Regions from separate parts of the Mus musculus genome. Here region 2 is linked to region 1. Evidence: chromatin loops called from intact Hi-C (ENCODE). Cell type or tissue: gastrocnemius. All regions are shown on one strand.

Region 1 (8,000 bases):
CCTAAGCCGGACCTGAGCAAGGACAACAGACATGCAAAGTGGACTGGGAAAAGCCAGAGGCCTCAACCCTAGAAAGGAACTACAGGCCCCTAAGGAACTCAGCAGGAGAAACAGTACCCTGACCAAAGAGCCACCAAGCAGCCAGCCCTGAGAACTCTGTAAGGAAGTAACATACACACCAAGCAGGCTGTCTTAGGAACACATACAGGCTTATACATGTGTGAATGTAACAAGTAATGACAAACGTGGCCATGAATTTGAAAGAGGAAGGAGGAGCATATAGGCGTCTGGAGGGAGGAAAGAGAAGGAGGAGGCTATGATATCTCTAAAGTAAAAGAAAGGGGAAAAAAGGTAAGCAAAATAGATTGATATTTTGGAGGTCTGCTTTAAATTTAACTCATGCTAGATGACCAGAGGACCCATGCTAAATAGAATATTAACAGCATAAAAAGTGTTAACGTGTCTGATCTCCTTATTCTGGCTGCTTTATCAACTTCATGTAACTCACTCTATCTCAGGATTGAGTGCAGACATCAGCTGTAGAGGGATGGAATAGATCTCAACTGTGAAAAGAGCCAAAGTACAGTTTCTGCCAGGTGGGGAAGAGTTCATTTGTGGGTTCAGCAGGGGTAACTAAGCAAACATTTCATCTTCATAAGAGAACTAAAGCACAGCTAGCTTTAGATCTAATAGACTGAATGATTAGCAAAATTATCAGGCCAATGCAAAAAGTTTTACTAGGGCTAGAGAGATGGCTCGAGTGTTTATGGCTCTTGCTGACCAGGGTTCAGTTCCACCACGCAGACAGCTCACAGTGCCTATAGCTTCAGTTCTAGTGTAGCCAACACCACCTTCTGGCCTCCACAGGCACCTGCACACATTGGGTGTACATAAACTCATGCAGGCACACACACATATACATAACTAATTTTTTTTTTTGTTTGTTTGTTTTTCGAGACAGGGTTTCTCTGTATAGCCCTGGCCATCCTGGAACTCACTCTGTAGACCAGGCTGGCCTCGAACTCAGAAATCCACCTGCCTCTGCCTCCCAAGTGCTGGGATTAAAGGCGTGCGCCACCACGCCCAGCTATAACTAATTTTTTGAAAAAACATTTTACTAATTCTTCTTTACCAGTGGCACTGGAGAGAAAGGTCATGTGAGACGCTAGTATTTGACAGCACTGTCCACATAAAATTAAGGAAGAGCCAGAAGTAATGGTGCGCATCTTTAATGCCAGCACTTGGGAGGCAGAGGCAGGCGGGTCTCTTGTGAGCTTGAGGTCAGCCTGGTCTACAGAGTGACATCCAGGACAGTTAGAAATACACAGTGAGACCATGCCTCAAAAATAAAAAACAAACAAACAAACATCTAAGTAGGGCCCTGCCTTGCAGAAGCTAAAACTCTCCAGTGGGGAAGGAACTACTGAGTGCAGCCAACAGTGGTGTGCTAGATAAGGCGATTCTTTTTGCTCAAATAAGAAAAGACTTTACCAAGTGTACTGGCTAGTTTTGTGTCAACTTGACACAGCTGGAGTTATCACAGAGAAAGGAGCTTCAGTTGAGGAAATGCCTCCATGAGATACAACTGTAAGGCATTTTCTCAATTAGTGATCAAGGGGGAAGGTCCCCTTGTGGGTGGGACCATCTCTGGGCTGGTAATCTTGGTTCTATAAGAGAGCAGGCTGAGCAAGCCAGGGGAGGCAAGCCAGTAAGGAACATCCCTCCATGGCCTCTGCATCAGCTCCTGCTTTCTGACCTGCTTGAGTTCCAGTCCAGCATCCTTTGGTGATCAACAGCAGTATGGAAATGTAAGCTGAATAAACCCTTTCCTCCCCAACTTGCTTCTTGGTCATGATGTTTGTGTAGGAACAGAAACCCTGACTAAGACACCTTAAAGTAATCATTAAAACATAAATAAAAAATAAAAACTAGGCAGCAGGACACAATGCAAAATAGGCTACCGAGTGCCGACTATTCTCTCCATAGGTCATGGAAAGTACAAGAAATAAATAGAAACTGACCCTGAGTGCTCAGAGCCTTTCAAAAGAATGAGAATTTTGATGCTGCTGACTTTAAAAGAATTCACTTGGGCAGAGGAGCAGAAATGGTTTCACAGCAGTTAAGTTAGAGATGTTTAGGAACCATTATTCTCTCGACAGACATGAACAGGAACAGACAGCAGAATGAGCAGGCCATTTGGACTTGACCAGATGTAAACAGCAAGTTAATGACTACCTGATCTCTAGCTTCGGTAAATTTGGGAGGGTCACCCCACTAACCAGGACAGAGACAGAGTTCAGTTAGAACCCTGGTGAATGTGGCACCCCAGGAGGTACCCCAGTAAGTAGCTGGCATACAAGATTAGACCTCAATTGGTTTAAATTTATCATTTACCATTAATGTATTATCTCCTAGTTATCAAACTATACTAACAAAGTTAAAACTGGGATGTCACTGATCTAACCACACTTCAACAGAAGAGTTAGCATAGAGAGAAACATGAGAAGGCAGTTTTAACAGAAGACAGGTCTAAACAAATACTGTAAAATTTACTGCCTCACTCAGACATTACTTTGTGAGTGTTTTAAGAAAGGTGGGAGGCACCAAGCTGGTCACCTGGTGGTACAGGTCTATAATCCAGGGAACTTGACAGGCAAGAGGATCAAGTTCAAGAGTTTCTTGTGCTCCAGACTGAGTTCAAGGCCAGAATGGTAAGGTACTGTCTCAAACATTTAAAAAAATATATAAAGATGAGGTGTATGGAGAGTGGGGGAGAGAGAACAAAATCAGCAGGGGAGTTGTGGGGTGCATCTCTAGGATATGCCAGAGACCTGGGATGGGGAGGAGAGGCCCCAGGGAGTCTATGGGGGTGACTCTAGCTGAGACTCATAGCAGTGGGGGATATGGAGCCTGAAGAGGTCATCTTCTATAGCCAGGCAGGACTCCCAGTGGAGGGATAAGGATACCAACCCACCCACAAAACCTTAAACCCAAAATGTGTCTTGCCTACAAGATGTGCAGGTACAAAGATGGACCAGAGACCGAGGGAAAGGTCAACCAGTGATTGACCCAACTTGAGACCCATTCCATGCGCAAGCACCAAACCATTTTCTATATTAATCATACTCCATTATGCTTGCAGACAGGAGCCTAGCATAACTGTCTTTTGAGAGGCTCCACCCAGCAACTAAAAGAAACAGATGCAGAGACCCATAGCCAAACATTAGACAGAGCTTCGGGAACCTTGTAGAAGACTTGGGGGGAGGATTGAAGGACCCAAATAGGATAGAGATGCCACGAGAAGACCAACAGAGACAACTACCCTGGGTCTTTGGGGGCTCCCAAAGCCTGAACCACCAACCAAAGAGCCAGCATGGCCTAGGCCTAGGTTCCCCTGCCCCCAACCCCTGCACATGTGCAGATGTGGAGCTTGGTCTTCATGTGGGTCCCCAAACAATTGGAGCAGGGATTGTCCCTGACTGTTGCCTGCCTGTGGACCCCATTCCCCTAACTGGGCTACCTTGTCTGGACTCAGTGGGTGAGGGTAAACCTGGTCCTTCAGTAACTTGATGTGCCTGAGTGGGGTGATACCCATGGGGGTCCTCCCCTGTCTCAGGGGAAAACGGAGGGGAGTGGAAGAGAAGCTGCGTAAGGGGGAACCAAAAAGGGGGCTGCAATCAGGGTGTAAAGTGAATAAACAAATTAATGAAGAGAGAGAGAAAAGCTGAAGTTACAGCTCAGAAGTAGAGCACCTGCCTACCATGCATGAGCCTCTAGGTTCAACTTCCAATATCACAAAGGAAGGGTAGAGGGCACAGTGTTTTATCATGCATACAGAACTAGGGACTGCATCCCTACACTAGTAGTCTGTGAGCTGACGCACGGTGAATGGGAAGAATTCCATGGTCCCCCCCACCTCTTTAACTTACTCCAATAATTTACTCTTCAGCATTCTAAGACAAAGTCAACAATGCTGGATAACTCAGAGGTAGACACTCACCTCTCTTTTCTTCTTCTTGACTCAGAACTTTTATCTTTATTTCTTTTTCGTTTGTGTGGGCTCCTACTCCGAGCCCTTCTATGTCGTGAACTTTCAACATCCAAATAACTTCCACCAGACTGCCGTGAATCTACTGAAGCTGACCGCCTTTCTTCATTCCTGCAGCACAGAAAGGAACATTCATCAGTTCCTCTCACCAATGGTCTCCACTGCACACAACTATCCACTGAAAGTACAGTATCCCAATCCTATCGATGGCATAATCTTATATTCCAGAGACAGCAGTCAAACGTACAGTCCCTATATTGTCTAACTAATGAGTTCCCTAATATAACCATGTATCATCCCTAAGACCCACATCACCACGACTCTAAATACAGTAATTCTGAGCACTGACCAAAGACAAGCACCAATGAATCACAGTATTTACCCAGAGTCTTGGAAATGCTGTGGTTTAGCAGTATACATAAGCCATGCATTAAACAGATGCCCTAAGCCACACAGTGATGCATGTCCCCAGTTACAGCACACGAGAGGCACACTACCAACGTGCACGGGTTTGACATAAGCACAAAATGGAATAAGCAAACATTTCCTCCATAAAGACACTGGCGTACTTCTCAGCAGCGTCTCCTGCTCTCCCCTGCTCTTCCTGCCAGTGGCTGCTCAGCTCCTCCATGTGCACCTTGATCACATCCCGGATCACCTTGGAAGAAGGAAAAACCAATGTCACATCAGGAAATTGTTCTAAGGGCTGGAGAGTCGGCTCAGCAGGTAAGAGCACTGACTACTCTTCCAAAGGTCCTGAGTTCAAATTCCAACAACCACATGGTGGCTCACGGCCATCTGCAATGTGATCTGATGCCCTCTTCTGGTGTCTGAAGACAACTACAATGTACTCATATACATAAAATAAATAAATAAATCAAAATTTTAAAAAAGGGTGTTGTAAAACTTAAGATCATAAAACCAGAAAAATAGGAGCTGGAGAGACGGCTCAGTGGTTAAGAGCATCTGTTGCTCTCCCATCGGACTGAGTTTGGTTTCCAGCATCCGTGTTGGGTGGTTCACCATCATTTAGAACTCTAAGATTGGGGATCTAAGGTCTTCTCCTGGTCTCCTGGCACCTTCCTCTGGTACCCGCACTCATGTGCACATACCCACACATATACATGTAATTAAAAATAAAGTCTATTAGAAAAATCACTGCTTGTCACACTCAACATTTTCCTAAGGAAGGGCTATGACATAATGGACTATGAGATGCATACACTTAAGAACTATAAAAAGGGCACCTGTCACACTGATGAATAAAGAAATGGTAGATGGCAATATTATTTCAATGTTAACTTTCAAGTTGGAACTATGCCACGACTACATAAGAAAACAGCTTTATTCTCTGGAAACACATACATACTTTTTGGGGATAACTAGTCTTGAACAATTCAAGGAAAAATATGAAATAGAGAGTAAAATATGTACAGAGAGGAGAAACAGCTGCTGGGTGGCTCTTCCCTACAATGCCAGTCCTAAAGGAAATCGAGAATTCCCTGGGCTACACAGTGAGACGTTGTCGAGAACAAAAGGGAAAGAGGATTTAAAAAGGTAGAGTAATGGAATACATGTAACAGGAATGGAGGAGGGGACAGCCTGAGGGGGGAGGGGATCCACAAAGGAGGCCGAGGCAACAGGAGACAATGGGGAGTTTATGAGTAAGAGCAAAGTAGAATGGTGTAGAACATGAAAATATCAAACTGAAACCCGGCACTATGCAAACTGAAATGTGAGGGGTAAGCAGAATTACTGAGTCCACAAGGCCCAGCACCCACGAAGGTGATCCGAGTAAAAACGTGCACAGTTCTTCCTTGCTGGGCTTAGCTTTCTAACTCTCCTGTATGAGGTTATGTGCACATGGTTCTTAAACCTAACAATTAAACCAAAATGAAAGACAGAGTATAAAATGTTAGTTATGTCCCAGATGCTCTCCCAAACAGAGTTCAAATCCCCAACCTGTAAGAACCATGTGAAAGCTTCTTTTTTATCTCACTGCACCATCAAGCAAAGACTAGTCACAGGGAAAACAGATAAACCAAAACAGAGCTGACACGTCTCCCTTGTCCACCAAGAAAAGGTTTTAAAGTACAGGAAGCAGAAGTAATTACCAAAGAAAGGCACTGCAGAGCCAAGCATAGCAGCACCACCTTTAATCAAAGCACTTGGGAGAGAGAGGCAGGCAGATTTCTTTGAGTTCAAGGCCAGCCTGGTCTACAGGACAGCCAGGGCTACACAGTCAGACCCTTTCTTGTTCCGGCCTGACTTCAGTTCTTCCCTCCCTCAGTGAAACTTTCAATACCTCCAAAAGCTAAATGCAGAACAATGCCAAACTCCTCAATAAGGCCTAGAGTCTCCATGACTTCAAGACACTACAATAGAGAGCACGGGGCAGTTCCTAAGCCCAGCCATCCCCCAAAAGGCCCTCAACTTTTTAAAATCTGTACTTACCAAGGCCTGCTGCTTTCATCCCTACTTCCTGCCCACTTCATAGTCTCCCACAGAAAACCCAAGGCAGCCCAGTGTGAGCCAGTAGAGTATGCACCACACACACACACATTCCAGCTCCCAGATCTCATGCAGCTCCAGTTTTTTGATAGCGCTATCTGAGCTCACTGAAGCCCACCTACAACCCACCTAGCACAGGTCTACCACACAGGAAAACAGAGGGAGTTTTCTTAAGCTTCCCATTTCTTCAGAGACACGGCATCTTAGACCTCACAAGAATGTAAGCTTTTAAGAAAAACCACTGCTCCCGCACACTTTAGCACTCACACCATCTGGAACATCTGCTCGCACCTTGTTGCCGTTACCTCTGCACACCCCACAGCAGTGTGCTAGGCATAGTAACTATCATGCATAACGTTGTGCTAAAATCTATCAAAGTCCAGAGCAACCAAAAGGACATATGGCATAAAATGGAAGCCAGGGCAGGGTAAAATGCAGACAAAGCCACTGAAGGGTAAGTCATCAAGTGCAGAGGCAGGAGACAGAAAGTTAAGGGAATACAAACTCCTTACACTGTGCAGTTCACTTAAGTTTGCATAATAGTTCCATGAGAAAGGGGCAACCTAAAAACGGTAAAGAATACAGGATCAACATGATCTCAAAGACATGAGGCCAGAGACGAGCCAGAGAAGAGCCAAGCATTTTTAAACCTAATAATTAAATCAAAATGAACGACAGAGTATGAAATATTACAGCCACTTCCCAGATGCTCTCCCAAAGACAGCTCAAATCCTTAACGTGTGAGATTCAGCAACCTCTTCTGGCTTCCATGGGCACTCAAACATACATAATGGACACACACTCAGGCCCACATACATGCACATAAAGTAGAAATAAATAAAATAAAAAACCTCAATAACTTATGCAAGTCACACAGCCAATGACCAACACCAGAGTCAAACTCAAGCTAAGGAACAGGGGTATGGCTGTGCAAGCTTTTCATCCCAGCATTCAGGAGTAAAAGCAGGAATATCTCTGTGAGTTCAAGGCCAGTCTGGTCTACACAGTGAGGTCTAGAACAGGGAGGACTACGTAGACAGCAAGTATCAACCACTCCCCAACGCCCCAAACCCCAACCCTCTCAAGCCAAGGGCAGTTAAAAGCCCAAATTCATACTCTTGTCACAACACAGAACCATTTTCTCAAAGGAAGCATCTTTAAAAGGCTTTGCAACCTCTGGAGATTATGTTAGTAGTGAAACCCCTTTGCCTGGCAAGAACAAACAGGATGTAGCATTCTCAGGACACCAGAAAAACCTCTGGGGACATAAAACAGACTCAGATGATTATAGGAAATTTTTCTTTTCAACAAAAGCCCTACAAAAGCATGTGAAACTTGCCTCAGTGTATGATTTCTTGGTTATGTGAACATTCTTAGCTCTGTAGGACTGGCGTCTTCTTTTATAATCTCTCACTTCTGCCAGGATTTCCAGGTAAGATTT
Region 2 (8,000 bases), 380 kb before region 1:
AGTTAACTTGTGACGTCCACTCACTCCAAAACAGTCATGGAAAGATGAGGTGGCCGGGGACAGTGGTCAGAATATAAACGTGGCTCCGTGGGCATGCATCTACTTTGGCAACCCGTTCCAGCCGGCCCAATGACAAGGACTTGACTGTGCAGGCTTCTGTTTCATCTCGACCGCAGACACTTACTGACTGTAGCTAGCTTCCTTATGATGTTATCATGCGAGCAGTGACATCACACGGAGCCTTGTTGATAGAGTTTGAATATAGCCATTGTTTCTTGATAGAACTAGAAAGTGCAGAGGAGAGAAGTATAGATTGCTCTGTGTAAAATAATTTAATAGGTTTTATACTGATACTTTTTCCTAAAGTCTTCTTCTTTATGCCCGTGTAAAGCTCAGATAAAGCTAACATCATGCGTGTTACTAACAGGCGTTCTGAATCTTCCTGATGCAGGATCTCACCAGTACCCTTCAGGCTGCCTCAGCCTCTGGATGCTAGGATAGCAGGCACTGCCTACCATATTGGCTTCCCAAAGGCCTTTGCAGCCTCATTTGGCCTATTCAGAATTTTCCCTTAGTAAAGTTCCTCTGCCGTGGTGCTGCTGGCATCGGAGACCAGATGTGTAATGGGATCGCCATAGGCTGTCCTTGACATTGACTTCTGTCTGCTAAATGCCAGTAATATCTCTCCATTCCTGTATATCTGTGCCAAACATCTCTTCAAGATGAAGAGAACTACTGGCTTAGACGAATGCATGCGCAAATGTTTCTCCTGTGTGTGGGGGCTTCATTCATAGACTTGGTTCTAGATGTGGACTAGCTTCAGGGTCATTCTCTACTTAAATGTCTCTAATGTGGTACCAGAGAAAGCCAATCCATTATTAATCTCACTTTCCCTGTTGTAACTTAATTTGCTCGTTTGACCAAGTAGATAGAGATGTTATCATTATAGCTACTGCCTTTTGCTGCACAATTGTAGCCCATTAACCAATTTTCAGAGCCCTGAAACTCAGTACTTGTTAACACTAGTTCATCCTCTATCTCCATGCCTGGCACCCAGCATTCTACTTTCTGTCTGTATGAATTAGACTCTTTCAGATTGTCCTGTAAGTGTGCTATAGATGGGCCTTGAACTTACTGCGTAGTTGAACATGTGCAGCAGAGGGTGACGCGGAATGTGTTGACCCTTCTGCCTCCACCCCCTGAGTGCTAGAATCAGTCACAGGTCTGTATCTCCAGTCCTGATTTTTGTTCATTTTTGTTGTTGCTTTGGTTTGTGGTGGTGCTGTAGATTAAAGCCAGGTTAGAACTCTACCAACTGAGCTACTTCATATGGCGTATCTCTTCAAAATTTGGTTTTCAAGGCTTGTTCACAGGGTAGTATGCTACAGAATTTTTGTTCTTTTAAAGATTGAATAGCTACACAAACATCTATGTACAACACACTCACACATTCATGCACTACATTTGTGTGTATATATGTACACAATCACAATACTGCACTTTAGGTATCTGTATAGCTGTCTGGACACCTGGATCACTTTACTTGTGGCTGTCCAGATAATACTGCCATTGGCATGGGTTTACAAATACCTACGCATGTCCTCTCCTCTAATTCTTTTGGGCAAATATCCCAAAGTAGAATTGCTGAATTAGATGGTAATTCTCTATCTAGTTTTTGAGCTACAACCTTATATATATATGATCACCACAAACCTTGAGTTTTTATCTTTAAGCACTTTATGACTTCCGTTGCCTTTGGTGGTGGTCTTTAGAGACATATATTCTTTGCCCTTGGCTTTTTTGAAGTGTTATATATTTCAGGCTAATTTTCTATAGATGGCATTTTTTCCCATCCCATCAATGAGCCCTTCCTCCTTCTGGTGCTGTCTCAGACATCAGGTAACAGGCTAGAATGCGTGTGATGCTGGGCACTTACATCCAGGATCTTCTGAAAACAGCAATATTTGTAGACAGACTGGACCACCTTTTTTTCTTCTAGTTTACAAGTCATAATCCTTGTTACGCTGCAGCTGCTGCCCTTTGCAGGCAGCTCAGCTTTACTCACAGTGCTGTCAGTAAAGGAGCATGAAACTCACTTAAAGCTGATGGTTAAGCAAGGGGAAGTAGAAGGACTTCGGGGACTTGGCAGGAAAGCCAAGGATTGGGTTGGGAATTATCAGCTTTTCAACTTAATGGTCACCTGGGCTTTGAGTTCACGAAGTGACTTGCCTGATAGCAAAATGCTACCTGAGTAAGTACGTACACACACGCACACACATACATCTCTAGTATACAATACTCTGCAACTACAAGATAGAAACACTTGGGGCTGGAGAGGTGGCTTATCACTTAGGAGAACATACTGCTTTTGGACTGGTGAGACGGCTCCTACTGCTCTTCCACAGGACTGGAGTTGAAGTCCCAGCACTTACTTCAGGCAGCTCACACCGGCTTGTAACTTCATCTCCCGGGCATCCCATGCCCTTTCTGTCTCCAAGGGAACCCCCCCCACACACACACACACATACATATGATGTACACTTGTACGGACACACATGTACATATAACTAAGAATAAATACATAACTTTGAAAGAGGACACATAGTGCTGTGGCAGAGGAGCAGCGTTCAATTCCTGTCCCTGACACAGTACTGCTCCCCTCCTGTGCCTCCAGCTCCATGGGCACCGACTTCACACGCACACACACACACACACAGAAATACTGACCATGGATACTGGCTTTACTAGGGAGCTTTTCTAACAGGCTTACAGTGGATGTCAGGTGGAATGAGTGACTTTACTTAAGATACCTGTGTTGTTTGAATTATTACAAAACCCTATTGCTAAAAACTGTTATTAGAATGAAGAAACAAACACTTAACTGGCAGGGGATAAACAGGGTTATGGTATGCTTCCAGAAGTTTCCCGTGACTTGTATAATAATATTTACCTTTTATTAATTAAGTACCTCAGGCACTGTGTAGGAGCCTGACAGGCATTGCCTCCAGTCTTCATAAACTTTATGAACATGATTTCCTTGAGTTCTTTAGGCTACAGAAACGTTTAGCTTGCTCAGTGTCATGCAGCTAGTGATGGGTGATCGTGAGTTTGAAATGAGGCTCCTGTGCCTCCTCCCAGGTCTGCATTTCTCCCACTGAGTTCCACTGACTTGGGTGTTGTCTGTTACAGAGAGCAGCCTAGGCAGCTGCCTTATGGAACAAATCAAAAGGCCACCTAAGCCAGTTACAGAGAAAGGAGGAAAGTGACATCTGAGCATGTGTGCTAATATTCCCCCTATTTACTTAAAAGGAAGCTGAGGGCTGACGTGTGGCACACAGGGAGTAAATACATGAGTTGAACAAGGTGCCCTTTTCATGAAGTGTGCTTATAGCTTCTCTTCAGACTGTCAGTGGTTTTGGTTTGGTTTTGTTTTGCTTTGCTTTGCTTTGCTTTCAAAAGTTTCTTAGAAGTAATTTAACAAACTCTTCATGTTTTGTTCAGTTTCTGGAAAATTCTAACCTATAAGACTAACAGCTTGAAACAATAATGTGTTGTTAAAATGGTTGATTAAACAGTTTCTCAGATGCATCAGATGCTGGAACCCTGTGTAGCCTCTCTTATCATCTCCACACTACCTGCTCACAGCCCAGTAAGCTGTGCAGCATATATTCAGGGAACGTTTAACTAAAACCACATCTTTACTTTTAATTCTCATTTTAATTCTCGCTTGAAAACTCTTGGTTCTTAAAAATGTTGGAAAACTCTCTCTCTCTCTTCTCTCTCTCTCTCTCTCTCTCTCTCTCTCTTTCTCTCTCTCTCTCTCTCTCTCTCTCTCTTGCAAAAGAAATGTTTAGCAGCCTGTGTAAAGCTGACCTGCTATTCAGCCCTTGGTAGGAAAGGCAGGGGGGGTCTCCATGCTAGACAGACCTGAGTTTGACTTGGGAGCCCAACTGTTATTTGAGAGACAATGGAGAAGCAAAGGTGTGTGCTTGAGCCTGCGTTTAGTTGTCTATAAAACGAGATAGTATAATGTTACAAGACAGACTCTTAGAAGTGGGTGAGCTCTGCCAAGCAACTACTTCTGGGATGCATTCATAAGCACTGACAGCGTAGTGGCCTTGGCAGAGCCCTGGCACACATAGACTGCCAGGAACACTGTTACCTTTGCCAAGGGCTGGTGTAGACATTCGAGTTCACAGTCTTATTCGCTGACCTTTATAAAACCACTTTTAAGTTAAGATATAATTACACTGTTTCCCCCTTTCTTTTCCTTCCTCCAACCCTTCCTGTGTACCCCCTCATTCCTTCTCAAATTCGTGACTTCTTTTTCTGCTCTGTATATGTAAATAAATAAATATAACCTGCTAGATCCGCTTAGTGTTGCTGATTTCAGCGCTGACTGCTGTGTTGAACCAGTTAGGGGCTCATCCCCGGGAAAGATGAGCTCTCCTGCTCTCAGCGGTCATTAGTTGCCTGTAGTTCATTCTCTAGGGCGGGGTCCATGACATTTTCCCTTCCATGTTGGCATGTTGATTGATGCTCTGCTCAGGTCTTGTTTAGGGAGCCATGTTGTTGAGATTTCATGGAGGCAGAAGTCGTCTGCTTCTTGCGATCTTTCCACCACCTCTTTGAGATGCTCTGAGTCTCAGGTGTAGAGGTTGTGCTGTGGATGGATTAATGGGGGTGGGCAGCCCACGGTCAGTTGTGCTTTTTGTTTTGACCAGGTGTGCTGTATAATAGTTTCCACTTGCTGCAAAGAGAGCTGCTTTAATCAGGGGTGAGAACCACAACACATCTGTGGGTATGAGGCTAAGATAGACAGCGCTTGGTTACTGCCAAGAGATGGGTGCCACAGTGCTCTGGGATGTCTTGCAGTACTGGTCATCACTGTGGCTCACAGGCATCGAGTGCTTTCCTCCTCTGCATAGCTCCCCTGGTAACCTCAGGAAGGAGGCTTTCAGGGCAGATCCAGCTCAAATCTCCAAATCCTGCACCTGAAGTTATGTGGTGTCTTCATCAACTCAGACTTCCCTTCAACCTCGGGGAAGGAACTACAGGCAACAACAATAGCCTGTATGATTTGGGGAGTCTCTTAGTCTCTCTGGAGTTGTGATACAGGAATTTAGAAGGGCTTCACGTGGTCTGTCCATTTGTCAACGGTTCTAGCATCTTATTTCATAGGACTTAGTCTGAATCCAAATCCTTTTCGTTTCTTTCTACAATATTTTATCTGTATCTTTTGTACTCAGAAGAAAGCAAACCTTTGGTGGTGTAGAAATGTTAAAAACCATCTTGAAAATAACTTAGATGTTTGCCATAAGATGGCGATATCACTTTTAAAACTAGACTGAACCAGATGTCTCAATCCCCCAGTTACTGGTAACCTGTGATTCTTTCTAATGTAACAAAAAAAAAAGCTTCAGAAAGTGTAAGACGGTAATTTTAACTTCACACAGTGACTTCAGCATAGATCTTTAGACTTGATTAAAACCATGTGTAGTCAATCAGAACTTTGAAAGAAACATCTTCTGCTTGTTGCAGTAACGTTCAGTGGATAAAGTTCTCTTGTGTCATTCTGTATGTCACGTGTACTGTGTACTGTATGTCAGAATGCGCTGTAGCTTTCATGGTTTCTTTTCTCAGGTGATTAATGACTACTTGACAGCTAGTGAGAAGCGTCGTCTGGTCCAGTGGGAGGAGTTCGTGAGCGGACAGCCGCAGCGCAGAGCTGAGGTGGACGAGGAGCACAGAAGAGCCGTGGAGAGGCTCCGAGAGCAGTATGCAGCAATGGAGAAGGACCTGGCCAAGTTTTCCACCTTTTAAGACTTTGATCTAAAAGAGACAGATGAATGAGGAAGTGCTTTCTCATTCCCCCAATCCTCCCACCAACCATGTAGTCTCTCCTTCAAGCTTAGCAGTACACTCAGGGGCACTCTTAGGTCTGAAGAGAGACACTGCCGGAGCCAGATACATGTCCAGTGGAAGAAGCGTGCTTCTGCACCTAACTGTGGTCATCTGAAGGAGAGGAGGGCGGTGGGGCACATTTGCTGCTGGACAGATTTGATCTTTTCATTGATTAGCTTAGAGGGCTGTGAGTGTAGATTTCTTCATTCATTCCACCAAGGGCAAATGTTTGACCTTGTGGATTAAATGGCAGGTATGACAACTTCCCATCACAGCATCCTGTGACAGAGATACCACAGTGGGCTTTGAACGCTTGCTTGGAGACACCAGGTTTTGCAGTGCAACACAGTGCCATGTCTTTCACTTTGTGACAAGACATTACATGACTGGTAGCCTTGTAGCACTTAATATTTTCATTTTCTAAGCTATGCTTAGGAGAAAAACCAAAATGTATTTTGACTTTTTCCTCTCCAAGGACCATCATCTCGCCCATAGAGCTCACCTTGCTCTCCGCTCCATTTCGCTCTGGGCCAGCGCTCCACGGAACAGTGTCTGTGCATGACTCAGCTGCGCAGTGAGTCGGCAGCAGAGTCTGCCAAGTCCTTCCCAGGCCGTGTAAGACGGGCTCTGGGTGGGCAGAAAGTGCTCGCCCACACTGATGATGATGTATCAGAGGTAAACCCTCTTTGTCTTAGCATCCTTTCTCCAGCAGGCTTGTCCGGATGGAACACCGCTGTCTACCACCACTGTAGTATTTCTGTGCCTGCACTTAGTCTAAGGAAGGACCACATCAAACGTCATTTGCTGTAAACTAAACAAGGTCACGCACTCATTTGAGATGCATAGCCTGTGCATTTGAGGTGTGGGTGGGTCTTTCTAGTATTTCCTTCTCCTCAGTAAAGAAGGGTAAGGCAGAGAACCCCTAACTGTCGTGTTATCTCAGAATTCTCAATGCAGACAATTGACAATGCGTGCCTGTGTAAATGTACGTAAATGTACGGCTGACTGTGAGAGCTTCGTTCTTGGCTCATGCTGAAGTGGGATTAAAGCTAATAGAAGAGATGAAATAAGTATTTGAGATTTCTTTCAGTAACACTGAACTCCTGCCAGCGTTTTCTGTCTGCTACTGTAAGCCTGACAGCTTCATCCATCATCCTGTGGTCCCCGGACTGAAAGAGCGCTTGCTGACACAGAAGCATGCTGGAATTTTCTTAATTCTCTTTCAGCGGATGGAAAAGAACACTTCCAAAAATATCCCACACGTGAAGAGGGAGGGGAGGGAGCCGCAAGTGAAAATCCCCTTTGTATCACAGGCACTTTTTGGAATGTCGTTAGTGACCACTGCACCATTAATAGCTGCTGTCACCAAATTAGAATTCCGTGTGCCAGTGGGTGTGTCTGCTGTGGTCACCGGCACACAACGCAGCAAAGACTTTGGGTGGTTCATGTGCACCATACACAAATAATAGACACGTTACCTCCTAAATTCGTACACAGCATACGCCTTTCTAAGGGTGTGGACCAGGACGAAGTTTCTAAGCTTTCCATGTTAATGTCCTCAGTTTTGTGTAGCACTGTTAGATTTCCGCAAAGGTCAGTTGGTGTGTCTTCCAGTGGCAGGCACTTCTCACTTCCCTCCTTTCCAAATCATTTTTGTTACAATTTTTGTATAAAAAATTCAGCTACATAGTTTACATTTATGCTATGTTGAGCAGAGATACTGTGGGTTATATGTGGCTCACAGGATTATAATGATCAGATGGAATAATATCTTAAAATTTTAAGATATTATTAGGAATTGTTGATTGAATGAATTTCCTGGTTTTAATTGATTTCTCCTAGACAGGCGATTTTCTTCTTCGTTTCCTAACATATATGCATTTTAAATTGTTTGCATTATTGAGCCCTCCTGTAGTTGAAGTCCAGTCAGATAATATAGGATTGGAATGTCCATATTTATTGGAGTTTGATATAGTCGGTTTTCCCACCTGTTTCATGGTGTTTGGAAAATGTATACTTGTGGCTGGGTGTCCATTAGGGCAAGGCTGTTCTGTGCACTTCTGGCTGGGTGTCTGTGAGAGTGGGGCTGCTCAGTG

What was found. A loop is a pair of places that touch in the nucleus more often than their neighbours do. Peaks named below come from ENCODE experiments on the same cell type or tissue, not always from the same donor. Only the 100,000 strongest peaks of a DNase experiment are listed, where the experiment ranks them.
Region 2: a loop joins it to region 1, with 2.0 times the contacts of the local background. A loop is called at or near these places in 8 of 42 quality-filtered maps.

Annotation. Positions count from the first base shown.
Region 1 is chr13:38,217,394-38,225,393 of GRCm38, reverse strand. Snrnp48 (small nuclear ribonucleoprotein 48 (U11/U12)) reads right to left here. Exons shown (of 9, transcript NM_026382.2): 6 at 7,899-8,000; 7 at 4,618-4,706; 8 at 4,001-4,159. Among named protein-coding and RNA genes, the nearest start is that of Snrnp48, 16 kb to the right of the region's middle. In gastrocnemius, a CTCF peak has its summit at 4,882 (motif pointing left); no DNase peak of the experiment used is centred here.
Region 2 is chr13:38,601,672-38,609,671 of GRCm38, reverse strand. It overlaps Bloc1s5 (biogenesis of lysosomal organelles complex-1, subunit 5, muted), which reads left to right. Exons shown (of 5, transcript NM_139063.3): 5 at 5,644-6,971. The coding sequence ends at 5,823. Among named protein-coding and RNA genes, the nearest start is that of Bloc1s5, 29 kb to the left of the region's middle. In gastrocnemius, no CTCF peak of the experiment used is centred here; a DNase peak (open chromatin) is centred at 4,109; H3K27ac peaks cover 311 bases.